Regions from separate parts of the Mus musculus genome. Here region 2 is linked to region 1. A link is a contact called in ENCODE POLR2A ChIA-PET data. All regions are on one chromosome and are shown on one strand. Each heading gives the region's core, a stretch centred on a gene start or an enhancer-like site at or near the end of the contact. The rest is flanking DNA. Distances are from core to core; before and after follow the strand shown.

Region 1 (7,361 bases), core at 2,958-5,457:
TGAACACAACTGGTGTAATTGAAATTGCTTACAAAGATAATGGTCGTCTTCCTAAAAACACCTCTAACATGAGTGTTTAAAACAAATTATGTTTCTAAAAGTTTTAAAGGGTACAACAAAGAATGTTGTACCATTGAATTAACTATTAGTACCTTTCTGTTATCCCCAAACCAAATTTGTAATTAGAATTCCATTTATTTAAAAAGGGGAATCTTTTAATTAAAATCAAGCAAACCAGTTTATGTTTTTAATTTTTAAACTATATTTAAATTTTAAGATTTACTTTTGTCTTTTTAAAACACTATTTCAAAAGTTAAATGATGTTTGTGAGTGTTTTGCCTGGATGTTGTCTGTGCACCCCTATGCGTTTCCACAGTGGCCATGGAGTCCAGAAAGGTCACTGAGTCCCGTAGAACTGGAGTTGTAGATGTTTGTAAGCTGCCATATGGGTGCTGGGAATGAAGCCTGGGTTTCCTGGAAGAACAAGAGTGCTCTTAACTCTGAGCCATCTCTGCAGCCCTAGCTTAGCTCTCCCTTTAAGCCTCGGGGTAAATTACAACCCCTGAGAATTTTAACTTAGAAAGACCCAGGATTATATACGCATGGCTATTGTAAGGACACCTAAATGTTATTGTTTGGAGAAGCCTACAGCCCCATCTCAGGTATGTGCTAACATCTACTATAATGGACTATCACTCTCCTAACCCAACCCCCACCCCATGGCCAGGCTTAGACATGTGCTCTTCCTTATCTTAATAAACTTTGCTTCTCTTTAACACTTCCCTAAGTTCTTTTCTGCAGCATAGTCAAGGGTTAGATTTCCTTAGGTCTCACCTTTGGGGTTGCATGTCAGATATTTACATTAGAATTCACAACAGTAGTAAAATTACAGCTATGCAGTAGCAATGACATAATCTTATGGTTGCGGTCACCACAACATGAGGAACACGAGGGTTAGGGAGGTGGAGAACCACTGCCTTAAGTGGAGGTTCCTAAGTAGGAAGGAGGTGAAATCCTCAGGCTGCTGGTGATGGGGTTGGACTTCATCTCCCCATTGCTGACGCTGTGGCTGAGCTATATCCCCAGGCCCCTTAGTTCTTTCTATAACTAACTTCTTATCAGTCTCAGCCCAAATACCATCTTCTCAGGAAAGCCTTCCATGAGCATAAAGCCTAAAGGTGACACACCTTCCTGTTTTTCCTACCGTATCGCTTGGCTTTAGAATCTTAGAATCTCTCTCTCTCTTTTTTTTTTTTTTTTTTTTTTTTTTTTTTTTGGTTTTTTGAGACAGGGTTTCTCTGTATAGCCCTGGCTGTCCTGGAGCTCACTTTGTAGACCAGGCTGGCCTTGAACTCAGAAATCCGCCTGCCTCTGCCTCCCGAGTGCTGGGATTAAAGGCGTGCGCCACCACACCCAGCTAGAGTCTCTACTATACTTATCACCATCACAGGTTATTATTTTTAATTTCTTCCTTCAGCCAGAACATACACTTCAAGAAGCATCCTCTCCCTTTTTATTGCCAAACCTTATTTAAATATATCTTTAATGTAAAAGCTAAAGGGAACCCTGATTCCATCCAGAGCATTCATAAATATGTACAGCATGACAAGTTCTTCATATCCCATTGATCCCACAGAAAAGAGCAAAATAGGATGACGCTGGGAATGAGTTCCTCCCCCGAGTGACAGCAACCCCCACACAGTGCATCTGATTGTAAGGTTACTGTACCATCCAGACCTTACAGCTTATGTCCTCCACAGAATAAGAAGGAAGAGCCAGTTCAACCAGTGAAGTGTCCCAGTAACATTCCTAAGGTCAGGAGACACGGACACTCCTGTCCCACCCTTAGATTAACTCCGGTTTCCCCTTCCTCCTTTTCCTCACAAAAAAAACTGGAAAGTGTTTTTTTGAATACACATCAGGATCTGGATGTTGTGGTGCATGCCTTTAATCCCACTACTAGGAAGGCAGTGGCAGTGGATCTCTGTGAGTTCAAGTCTATAGAGCCAGTTCCAGGACAGTCAAAGCTATGTAGAAAGACAATGTCTTTTTTTTAAATTTTTATTTATTTATGTATTTGTGTGTGTATGTATGTATGTATGTATGTATGTATGTATTATATGTAAGTACACTGTAGCTGTCCTCAGATACTCCAGAAGAGGGCATCAGATTTCATTAAGGATGGTTGTGTGGTTGCTGGGATTTGAACTCAGGACCTTCGGAAGAGCAGTCGGCACTCTTAACCACTGAGCCATCTCACCAGCCCGACAATGTCTTTTTTAAAAAAAGAAGAAGAAAGCATGATACTAGAATGTGTCCAGTAGCACATTAGATCTTACGTAATTGAGTTCTCAATGAGGATAGGTAGGGTGTGTTCATGAACACTGATGCCATAGCCAATAAGAATGTACAGGAACCCAGAAAAGTCTACTCAGTGAAGAAGGGTGGGGTCACTGTAATCCCCTGTGTGGGGCTTCTCTCTTTGACCTGGGGCCAGGTTGTAAGGTCATAGGCACATCAATGAAGTCTCTCCTAACAGGCCAGAGATCTTCACCAGGGCTGCCAACCCCAGCTCAAGGGCTCACAGACAACAGGAAATCATCTCTTGTTTTATTGTTCTAGACAAAATCTCTGGTAGCCTAGGATAGCCTGGAATCAATTTTGATTCGGCTCTGATCTCCCTGGAAATCTACGTCCCAAGTGCTGAGATCACAGACGGGTGTCATCGTGCGGGATTGGCACGGGGATTTTTCTCCATTAAAGTTTCAATTCCAGGGTTCTCCACAGTGTCTCAAAGGATACCCGCCACCTGACATGTCAGCTGACTGGCTTAGAGTGAAGGGGTGCAGGGCACACTAATCCCCAAGATGTCTTTCTTATCTCATCCCCACATCGGACACTTCCCTACTGTCAGGCTCACGTTACGGAGAAGAAAGCAAAAGCCTGGAGAGATACTTTCAGAGTCCGTTTCTTCTTCTTCTTCTTCTTCTTCCTCTTCTTCTTCTTCTTTTTGTTTGTTTGTTTAAGAAGCTGGAAATCAACCCCCGCTGGATCATTGATATTCTACCCGAAAAATTATCTGCTTTACTTCTCACTGTGCAGGTTTGGGGCTCACCACTGGTCTCCAAATAGAAAATTAAGTCGGCTGCTCTCCTCCGGTCCCTATGAACCCTGTTACTGTTACTCTTATCCGGAGAGCCAAGGGCATCCGAGCTGGCCTGCTGTGGCTGCTGAAGTCTCTCTTTTCCCAAGGGGCTGGGCCAGAGAAGGGAAAGGAAGGAAAGTCTAGAGGAAAGGGCAGAACTACTTCCCCAGTTCTTCCAAGAAGGCCAGGGTTCCTGTTTTGTGGATGGAGGTAACAGCACAGGCAGAGGACTTGTCAGTACATAGTTCTGAAAGAGACTCTCTTACTTACATTTGATGTTAAGATTGTGAGGTATAATAGTAAGGGGTGTTATTTATATAATATAATCAAGGCTGAATTTACCTAACAGATTTAATCCCTTCTAAAAAAAAAAAAAGTAATCATCTAACTTCTAAAGACTAAAACCACTACCACCCTTGTACTTCTCTCCCCCTCCCTGACTCCCATCTGGGGCTGACCTGGAACTCCTGGGTTCAAGTGGTCCTCCAGCCTCATTCATGGCCCTTACTGTATCTAGATTTAATCTTAAAGTCTTTTGGGGGGTAAGGAATAAGAAGCCCTTGCCTTTCCCAGACTTGTCTCTCATCTCCCACTGGGATTGGTGGAAGGCAAGAACCAACTCTTATGTACACACACACACACACACACACACCTTGTTCCTTAATCTCCTAACGGTGTGTGTGTGTGTGTGTGTGTGTGTGTGTGTGTGTGTGTGTGTGCGTTGCTGAGAATCGAACCCGTGGCCTTACTCAGTCTAATTATGCTCAACTAGGAGTTATAAATACCCAGCCAATAAATGGTCTTTAAGAGGAAAGAAGTTACTATGAGATTTAATTCCCTCGTGGAGACAGCGTATTTCTGTTTATTTCCAATATAAATCAGCCTGCTGGCATAAATCGTGCGTGTTAAAGCTCACCCGGGGCAGGTAAGGGCTTCACTGCTGGAAGTGTAGTCTGTGTAGGATTTAAAAAAAAAAAAAAAAATGTGTGGGAGGCTCTGCCCGGGGAGGCGGAGTCAGCAGAGTTTAAGCATTTCTGACCAATCAAAAGGAGACTGTTGGCGCGAGGAGGGGGAGGATAAAGGGGGAGCGGGAGATCGAGAACCCTGCCCAGTCACCGGAGCCAGCCCTGCTTGCAGTTTCCTGAACTAAGTGCTTCTGCCCACCCACAGCAACTGATTCTAAGGCCTGACTCTAGCAATGGCCTTCGCAAATCTGCGCAAAGTACTCATCAGTGACAGCCTGGACCCCTGCTGCCGGAAGATCCTGCAAGATGGAGGGCTGCAGGTGGTGGAGAAGCAGAACTTGAGCAAGGAGGAGCTGATAGCTGAACTCCAGGTAAGGCGAGCCGGACACAAGCGTAATCACCGGGCATCTTTATGGCCAAACCCGCTGACCCCAGTGGTTCCAGGGCTGTCCTCCCCTATCTTATCAGTTGGTCCCGGGGCCTCCGGAGATTCGGGACCAGCAGTGGGAGGGAGGAAAAGCAGAGAGGAACGAATGGCCTGGAGGTGCAGAATGCAAACTTTTTGTGCTTTTTGCTACCGCGTGTTTCTTGCCGGCGCTGCAAAGTGCAGCTGCTCCATCTGGTCCTGCGGGATGCCAGAACCTCTCTCGAATGCCAGAACCTCTCTGGAGCTTTCGTGCCTGGCGACCCAGGCTGCGAGCTCCCGGCTCGGGGTGCTACACGCACACCATCCCTGCTCAGTGCAGACTCCTGGGGTGGGGGCAGGGGGCGCGGGGCGCTGGCTCTGCTCCTGCGGGTCCCGTGGCATTTGTGGCAGCGGACTCGCACCGCCTTTTGTCTGATGCAAGACCTTGGCGCTCTTTCCCCCGCCCCGGGGAGCGCTCGCAGGATTCCGGGCGGCCCGGGGGTGCAGCCGGAGCCCCGCGCCGCCCACGCGGCCGCCGCCGGGAGTCAACCTCCACCATTGGCTTCATTGCCGATCAGGCCCGACTTCACTACATCAGAATCCTGTTCCAAGCGCAGTTGGGACAGGTTACTTCTACGAAGTCTTCGGAGCAAACCTCTAATCGTTATAAAACTTAAAAGTCTTTCACTTATTTGAAAAGCTTGTGTAAATCGGGTGACTTTGTTCAGACGTAAGGAAGGGGTTTCTGCTTTGTGAGCACTTCAGTTCCTGCCCTTCCTGTAGATCTAATCCATCCAGGTATGCTGTCTCGTCCCAGCTGTACTGCCCCACCCCCAAAGTTCCACGTGCTCGCTTAGGGCCTGCAGCCAGGAGGAATGTACCAGTCTTCCTGCTCAGGCTGAGGCCTCAAACCGCAGAGACCAAGCGGGGTTGTTCTTGCAACCCTGGAAACTCTCTGAGCTCGCTTGTCTATTTCTCCCAAGACCCTTCCCCGCCCCCAATCCCTTTTCCTCTACCGAGCTAATAGCCACGTGCCCAGCAGCCCTTATTCGCAGACTTTTTCTAGGCCTGGTCTTTAAGAAGCTTGAAAGAGCTAGGTGGAGATGGCACATACCTTTAATTCCAGCACTCAGGAGGCAGAGGCAGGTGGATCTCCGTGAGTTCGAGGACAGCCAGGACTACACAGAGTAGTCTTTTCTCTGTCTCAGAAAGAACAAGAAAAGTGAAAATGAGCTGGCTGGCTCATGCCTAGTATGAAGGAGGCTGAGTTTGATTATCTCCGAGTTCAAGACCAGCCCGAGCTACAGAATGAGACCCTATCTATAAAGCATGACAAGAAAAGGAAAGGGGGGGGGGAGTTGTAGGTTTCTTGGGGAATAAGGCCCAACTCTGAGACAGCTAGTCAGGTGACAGTTCTGAGACAACAAACAGTGGAGCCTGTGGGAATGGAAAGTCCAGGGAAGGGATTGTTGTTATGGTCTTTATGGGTGGCTCAGGCTGTGACTCTTAGAGTGGATAGTACCCATGGAGCCATGCGTCCTTCACATGTCCTGTGACAGTGACCTTGATTCTAAAATCTAAGCAGTGGGCTGAGCAGGAAGGCTGTAGAGTGGCTTTCAGGCCACCAGTGGCAGCAGGCTTTGCTGCTTTCTAGGGGCAGTGAGAAATGTTATATCCAATAGAGGGGCGGGAGGAGGGGGTGTGAGGAGGGTGAGGAGCAGGCCAGGCCTGAAGGGTAGGGGTGGGAGTCCAGTGCTAGAAATGCAGGGTGCTTTCAAGCAGCAGAGACACTTGGCAGGAAAGAAGAGGAGGGTGGGTGCCGCTGACTTGGCTGGCTGGTCTCAGCCTTTAGTGTGCCTTGGCAAAATACCCAGTTCAGAATGCCAATTCTAATCTTGGATTACCTGTAGAAGGACCCACATTTCCATCGTCTCTCCTCATTTTATCTCCTTCTGAGAGTAGCCTGGCAAAGTGTCTCCTGCCAGGCCCCATTTTAATCTTTGCAGTAAGAGGCAAGGGTTCCCCCTTGCTGGAACTGGCCTCTGCTGCTTCATATTCTGGTCATGCTGTTCGCCCTAAGCCCAGGGAGATGTTACCATTCACTCTCTTCCGTAGTGATAGACCGCCAATCACCAAGACGGAGCACACTGGGGCACTGAGTTTTGTAAGTCATGATCGGTGTTATGGAAAACAGTAGAGACGCAATAATATTGATAGAGTCTTGTTTCGTGTGTGGGGTTTCAGTTCCCTGTACTGGAATGGGTGTGAGGGCACGTGGATGTGTGAGTGTATGAGCACAAAGACACAAATTAGAGCAAGTTAGAGGGCTCCTTTTTCTTATATCACAACCATTATTATTTGAGACAAGGATTCTGCGCGCGAGCACACACACAAACACACACAACACAACATGCTCTGGATGTGATGAAACATGCCCATGTAAAATCCTATTACTTGGGACACTGGAACATCGGGATTGCCACATTGCAACATCATTTCAAAAACCTAAAGAGAGAGTAGGAGAGGGAGGGAGGCAGGCAGGCAGAAGATGTTGCCTCATGCTTTTAATCCCAGCACTCAGAAGAAAGGCCAAGGCAGGTAGACAGATCTCTGAGTCCCAGGCCAGGGGAATCATTCGGAGAGCTTCTCTAACGTGCCCTATGCACTAAGTGTTAACAATAATTGAATTACCCACAAGGCCAAGGCCATCCTCCTGGGAAAGAAAGCATGTGTGAACTTGAAGAACAAGAGCGGGGATAGGTTTCCACTGAGTTAGCACAGTTTTTTCTGGAACAGCCGTAAATCAAACATGCCAATGGCATACTGTTTCCTAGCAACGTCTGTA
Region 2 (7,361 bases), core at 2,133-4,632, 78 kb before region 1:
AACACACACACACACACACACACACACACACGCACACACACAGACTCAATTCCACTCACACCATCCCATCCTGGATTGTCTATCAGGCTATGATAGAAGTTATTTAGAGTTAAGGACAGATTTTCAAGACACGTTATTTAATAAAAAGCTACAGCTGGGTTTGTTTGTTTGGTTGGTTGGTTTTGTTTTGTTTTGTTTTTCAAGACAGGGTTTCTCTGTATAGCCCTGGCTGTCCTGGAACTCACTTTGTAGACCAGGCTGGTCTCGAATTCAGAAATCCGCCGGCTGTCTCTGCCTCCCAAGTGCTAGGATTAAAGACGTGCACCATCACCGCCCAGCTACAGCTGGTTTTTAAAATACCTTATTTTCATTAATGTAGACACAGTCGTGTGTAGGTTAACACATATATACACAGGCACAGAAAGAAAGGTCAGGAGCCCATCATTAAACTATTAACCATCTCTCTGTCACTTCTTGGAGGCTTCTGGCTGGTAATGCTTATCTTACCAAAACCCAAGGATATAGACTATGTTCAACTTCACAGACCAGAAACAAGTACAGAGGTGATTAGACCAAGGTGAACTACAAAGCAGACCTTCTCAAACAGCTGCTGGTACTTTGGGAGATTGTCACCATTTTTGTATGCATTTGCATTTTCTACAGTAAACATGTATTTTTTTTTTAACCCAGGAAAAAAGGTTGCCTTTATTTTCAGTAGGATCAAATATGTTAATGAAAACCTGTGATTATTCTAGAAGCAACAAAACTCACAAGCCGAGCAGCTGGGGTTCTGTCACTCCTGAGGACTTAACTTTCAGAAGTGCTATCGACCCCCTGGGGAGGTTGTAAGGGGGTCGGGGTTGTAACTGGAGTGTCCGCTGGGCACCAACAGACACTCAGCCACTTTGTTCCAACTCCTTTCCTACTCTTACTCAAAAACTAGCAACATTTTTCTTGGGGGAGGGGGAGTGCTCAGCCAGGGTTGGATAATGAGTAGTCAGTAGGGCAGAGTGATCACTTTGTAGCCAGACTGACCCACGCTTGAACTGTCTGCTCTTAACCAGCTACCTGACTTTATGTGAGTCACATGACTTGGAGGAGCTCTAATTCAGTGCCCATAAAAACAAGGATGCTCCCTCCTACTTGCAGAGTCATTCTAAGAGCCTGATAAATTACCATTTGTTAAAGCTGATGACACGTTAGATACAGCGTAAATAGAATTTATAATGAATTACTTTATTATGAAGTTCCTTGACTTAAATCATTGCACAGTAAACTAAAGTCACTGTCCACAGCTATACTCCCTGGGAATACATTATTTTTCCAGCTTCAGGCAGAACTTCCCTTGGCCTTACTGCTGTTAATAAACAACTCAGCATGTGAAGACAAGAGTCAAGTTGTGGGTGGTTGCTGAAGGGAGCTGGATATAGGGTGAACAGTTGGTAGTTGCTAAAATATCCATCTTAAGCACAGAACTTCAGTCTAAAGCTAAACAGAGGAGTGGGTGTGTGTGGCTTAGCATACTGTTGCTAAAGGAGCCTGCTCCCCCAGTAAGAACTGAGAGGAGATTAATAAGGGAAAAAGGAGTTGTCCAGCAGGGAAAACTAACTCCACATCTAGTTCTCCGGACTCACAGAGGCAAAGGAGAGGAGCAGCAAGTGCTGATGGGACAGAGTCCAGGGTGCAGCCAGCACCGCCACTGCACTGTGTCGGATCCCTGCTTCTAAGAGTTTAAATGTGGGAGGTGAAGGGCAGGTGGAGAGATGGCTCAGCAGTTAAGAGCACTGGCTGCTCTTCCAGAGGAGCCAGGTTCAATTCCCAGCATCCACGTGGCAGCTCACAGTTGTCTGTAACTCCATTTCTAGGGGATCTGCCACAAACATACATTCAATAAAAATAAATAACTTTTAAAAGGAGTTTGAATGTGTCTTGAGTCCTTGACAACCAGGTTAGTTGGTTAATAGAGGCACTAAATCAGTTTTACGAGCTCTATCTTGTTAACCCACCACCACCTTCAAATGGCCTTTCTCTTAAATACAGAGCTGGGCACCTCTCTAACTCTATTTAAATCCAAGTTTCTAAAATTTATATATTTTTCATGTCCCTTGTTCCTCCTCGATGGTCCCAGCTTTTTAAAATGGTAACATCCTTAAAATAACTAGGAAAATGCTCAAAAGCCTCACTCATCTGAAGGCCATCTGAAATGCCCAGTCATTGCACCGGGAAGATACTGCTACAGAGTGGGGGAAAGGTGATCTAGTAGCTTTGGGGGAGGGGTTGTTGTTGTTGTTGTTGTATGTTAACAACATGGTCTGTGTCCGAGGCTGGCCTTGAGCTCCCTACATAGTCAAAAATAATGCTGAGTTTCTCGTCCTGAGATAACAGGTACTACCTGCTGGGCTTATGCAGCACTGAGACCCAAACCCAGGAGATCAGGTATGCCTCCCAAGCCGTGACAGTTCACTCAGTCAACTGAGGTGCATACCTACCCACAAAGTATCTCTATAAAAAGGAAGAGGCGAAGACTGGAGCAGAGGGGAGCGGAAGCCAGGAGAGCTAGAAATCAGACTTTGACCTGGGTCTACTGACATATTTAGCCCCCTCTAGAGCTACCTGCAAACTATTCCTTTGATCGGGGTCCTACCCCTTCAAAGATCAGATCTAACTTCCTAGGATGGTCAGTCAAGCCCATACCACCCTCCCACCTCCCTGGATTTTACAGAGAGAAATTAAGGCCAGAAATAACACCAAGTGACAGAGCACTAGCAACTCCTACCCTCCAGTGGCCCTGCCCTGCCCCCAGGGAGATCAGAGACCAGCTTCAATAGTCCCAGGCTGGGAGGCAGTGTCCCATTTGATTGGACCTATGCAACTTATCGTGCTGTTGGTCCAGTCCCTCTCCATAGATCCTACAACTATCAGGAAAGTGGGTTACTCATTTTATGTGTTAAGAATACTACTAGGCAGTGGTGGTGCATGCCTTTAGTCCCAGCACTCGGGAGGCAAAGGCAGGAGGATCTCTGTGAGTTTGAGGCCAGCCTGGTCTACAGAGTGAGTCCCAGGACAGCCAGGGCTACACAAAGAAACCCTGTATTGGGGGTGAGGAAAGCAAGCAAAACAAAAACCAAACTCTGAGCATGTGGCCCATCCCCTAGGTAAAGTTAAGACTCACCTATATCATTGCAAGTGGGGGCAGCTAGCAAAAAAGCCTTGTGACTCAAAGAGGCAGGCTAAACCTGGAACCTCCTGCCCACTCCCTTGGAGTTGGGTAGACAGGAGTCATGTGCTAAGGCCACTGCCAGGTGGCAGGTGGCCAGGCCAGCAGAGACATCTTGTCAGGGAAAGGAAGTGCTCTCTGGGCAGGAGGCCAAGAGTGGCTCCATTCAGCAGCCTCCAGACCGAAGCGCCCTTCCTGTCTCCTACTCATCTCGGGGGGCCCCTTCCTTACCTTCTCAAGATTGAGCCAGAAACTCAGCAGCAGAATCTAGAAGCTTCTTTCTGCTGCTTCCCACGCCCCTGGCCCACCACTCTCTCCCCAGGGATAGTTTGCATATGTGTCCAAGCAAAGACACCCAATTTGGAAGAAACTGGTAAAAACAACTCCAGGCAGCTATGCAAAAGGCTGTATTCAGGACAGGCAGTGAGATCCAACTGGGGACTGCAAGGGTTAATCATTTGTCCATCTTCATCAGCAACCAAGTAAAAGAGTTAACAGTCAAATTTCTTCTTGGTGGGGAGGGGATGGTCTCAGAGCCCTGCACCTTTACTGGCCAGCTCAAAGGGCAATAAGTCAGTCACTCACCTTACTGGACAGATGATGTCTCTGGTGAACAAGGAACAGCAGCTTTGTCACCCTCCTCCCATGTGTCACATTCACAGGTGCCAATGGACCCTCACCTTGGCTGGCTTTCACAGACCACCCACCCCTCCATGCCAGAGACCCGAGTGCAGACTGCTGAGCAAGGTGGACCTGAGTTCCAGACAAAGAACAGCAAAACACGCCTGCAACTAAATACTGACCACTCTCCAGACAGAAGAAGCCAGAATAATCTGGTTTCTGATCTGTAGTTAATGCCCTTTCACCTGGAGAGGGGAGCCCAAAGACAACATAGCCAGTGGGGGGCCCTGAATTCAGTCTCTAGACACACGTGCCCATGGATGTACATGAACAAGCACACACACACACACACACACACACACACCAGACAGACAGACAGACACAGAAAACCACACAATGTCCTTGGGACCAGGCATTTCCTGTCCATTATCTCAGACAGGACCCCTTAGCTTGTGCAACCTGTCACACCCGTCAAGCTTCCACCATGTGACCACTATGCAACTCCTTGTAGACAAAATAAGAATAAGTGTGACATAGAGACAGCTCCTAAATGAAAATTAGATTCTCTGCCTTCAAATGAGAAGCTGGACAAGCACCCCGTAATTCCAGCATTTGAAGGGTCAAGGCAGGAGGACCAGCCAGGGAAATCCTGACTCAGGATGAAACAGTTCAAGGTGCTGGTGAATACTCCCATCCATCCATATGCTCTGTTTTACTGATTAGAATCGTCTACCTGATGAACAAGAATACCTAGCATTCGTAATTCTTCCTCCCCTGAAGACTTACATTTTACTACCTGCTTTTTGGTTTTTCTTCATTTCTTATTTCATAACAGAAGCCCTAGGCTATCCTCAGGAGGCTGTCCTCCTGCCTGCTCAGCAGCTGGCTTCTCTGTTCAATGTATTTCACAGACTCCAAGACCTTGAAAATCTCTTGAACTTTTATGAGAGCAAACGGAGGCTGAGAGAGAGAGAGGACGAGCAATTGACCGGGGCTAGAGAAACAGGCAGAATGTCAGAAGCAGTGGGTCCTAAATCCCAGGCTTCTGATTGGTCCCTCCAACAATCTTTACATCCCTTTAATTCAAAATACCACTTAAAAACAGACAGCCAGGGCCAGGTGTGGCAACACACACCTATGATCTTGCCCTGGAGAGGCTGAGGCAGGGCGATTTCGATTTTAAGGTCAGCCGACATAACAAGACACACTCCCACCCCATCTCCCTCAAAAGGAGAGTGGAGATCAATCTATGACATACTCTGGCCCTCCTAAATCCCATGCTATATTAGTCAGGGTTTCTCCAAAGGCAACAGAACCAGTGGGATGTATGTATATTTAGAAAGAGATATATAATAAAGAGTTCGCTTATGCAGTTCTGCAGGCTGGCAGTTTCAAACTCTACCCTGAAGTGCAGACACCAAAAGCAATGGGATGGAAATGTCCTCCTTGCTCAGGAGGATCAGACTTTTGATCCCCGTAGTCTTTTAACTGACAGGAGGAAGCACACACACATGGGAGATGCTAGTCTGCTTTACTCAAAGGCCACCATCTAGAATGTTCACCACACCCAAGCCCGCCTTAACGGGGTGACTACAAACAGTGTATTATGGCACAGGTGACTGCAGATGTCATGAGGAAGCTCTGTAGGATAACCTAAAAAAAATAAAGCTTATAAATTGTATGTATTTGTTTCTTCTCTCTCCTCTCTCTCTCTCTCTCTCTCTCTCTCTCTCTCTCTCACACACACACACACACAAACACACACAAACACACAATTTGGCAGCAAGCACCTTGACCCACTGATGCATCTCGACAGCCCCTAAAAAAAAATCTCAGAAAAATATCCATAAGTATTTGATTATGCATCTTGCTGCCTTGTGGCCCAGACAAACTAACACAGAAGATTAACCACCACACACACCCTGGCTAAAAAACAATCTTAAATAATCCCTTCACACTTCAAATTTACCCCTAAAAGCATCGGTTTTGTCATGAAAATCACAATACATACTTGGATACAGTTTCTGTGTCATGTGATAAAGAGGACGAGGAGGAAGACTCAGGTTGATCTTAAAGATTCTCTAGACAGGCCTGGAAGTACAGGCCTAGAAGCCCAACATGACAGAGGCTGAGTAAGAAAACATGGCCAGCTTGGGCTACATAGTGAGTGCTAGGCTAGCCAGGTCCACAGAGCAAGACTCTGTTGCAAAACTAACAAACATGCTCCAAGTGGGGGGAAAGCTCTCTAGACATGAGTATGGTATACACAGCAGAAAGAGACACAGTTTATAACTGATCTTGCTTAAGGAAGAAGAGACTTGGAATGCAAGAGAAGTGTGTCTGATGAGACGTGCTCATAACAGCCTTGTTCTGGAAGGACTGATGGGGGGATGGTGGTCTCTATTAAGGTTTCTGTGATCCTGTTTCTGCTGGAATGAGTAGCCCTGAGAGAAATGTTCTTCATAGCAAAGGAGAAGAGGGGAGTGCAGGGCCAAAGAGTTTGAAGCAGACACTCTGTCACCCAGCTTCCCATGTAGATTCAACAGGAAGAAATGCTGTTCCCTTCTCTGCCCAAAATAACTGCCTGGTGTTACTGACAAGGAATGGCTGGCATGTTCCGCTCAGAGTATTTCAGCTGGGTAAGTGACACCTCTGTGTGTAACCAGCCAGGGTAGGGTCCAGTGAGTGCGAAGCAGGAGGAAATGCAAAGCTACCTGATAGCTAAATGTTCCTGCCTCATCACATCTCAAAATTCCAAAACTAGACTGATTTAAAGCAAAGCAAAGCAAAACAAAACAAAACGCTTGCATACACTTGAAAACACTTTTAAAACTATAACTCACTCTTATCTCTTTAAAAAATAACAGGATACACAAAACTCAGATCATAAGAAACTAAATAAGACACATGATCTCCAGTTGATTTACCAAGAGAACAATGACAAAAACAGCAAGAAAAAAAATATGATAAAAAGAAGAAAAGAGGGAGGGAAGTCCAAAGGTCAAAATGCAAGCAATAAATCAACCAACCTCAACATACATACTTACAGAACCCCAACTCAATTACCATACTACAAAAGCAAGTTCTATGCGGTTGGGCAATGAGCACAGACAGGCATTAAAAATCAAAGGTCAGCCTGAGCTACACCGTGAGGCACCCTCCAAAACCAAAGCCAAAGCTAATTATGAGACAACTGAGTAATTGTAAAATTCTGATTAGCTATCTGATATCAAGAACTGTTCATCTTTATGATGCTGGTATTTGGGTAAGTTCAAAGAGTCCTTTATCATCAATATATGAAATATTTATAGACGAGAGGATAACGTCTGGAATTTACTTCAACACAATTCCAAGGAAGGGAGGCTTAGATGGGTGCAGATGAAACAGGAAAGGCCATATATCGGCCACTGCTAAAATGCTGAACACCTAAGTTCATTATTCCACTCTACTCACGTGTATATTTGTTAGACAGAAAACCTGCTTTTACCCATAGCTCAGTGCTGCTGTCAACCTTCGCCAGAGA

Evidence for each region. ChIA-PET counts read pairs that join two places held with the same protein, here RNA polymerase II (POLR2A).
Region 2: POLR2A ChIA-PET joins it to region 1 with 22 read pairs in Patski. The contact joins the enhancer-like site here to the promoter of Phgdh in region 1. POLR2A ChIA-PET finds 5 or more read pairs at or near these places in 3 of 5 experiments (Patski and embryonic stem cell).

Annotation. Positions count from the first base shown.
Region 1 is chr3:98,336,815-98,344,175 of GRCm38, reverse strand. Phgdh (3-phosphoglycerate dehydrogenase) reads left to right here and starts at 4,207. Exons shown (of 12, transcript NM_016966.3): 1 at 4,207-4,481. The coding sequence starts at 4,344.
Region 2 is chr3:98,413,517-98,420,877 of GRCm38, reverse strand. All of the region lies in intron 1 of Zfp697 (zinc finger protein 697), which reads right to left. Among named protein-coding and RNA genes, the nearest start is that of Zfp697, 35 kb to the right of the region's middle. Within about 2 kb of position 3,382, at least 1 of the 3 ENCODE cell types and tissues checked has a DNase peak (open chromatin) inside an H3K27ac peak, as active enhancers do.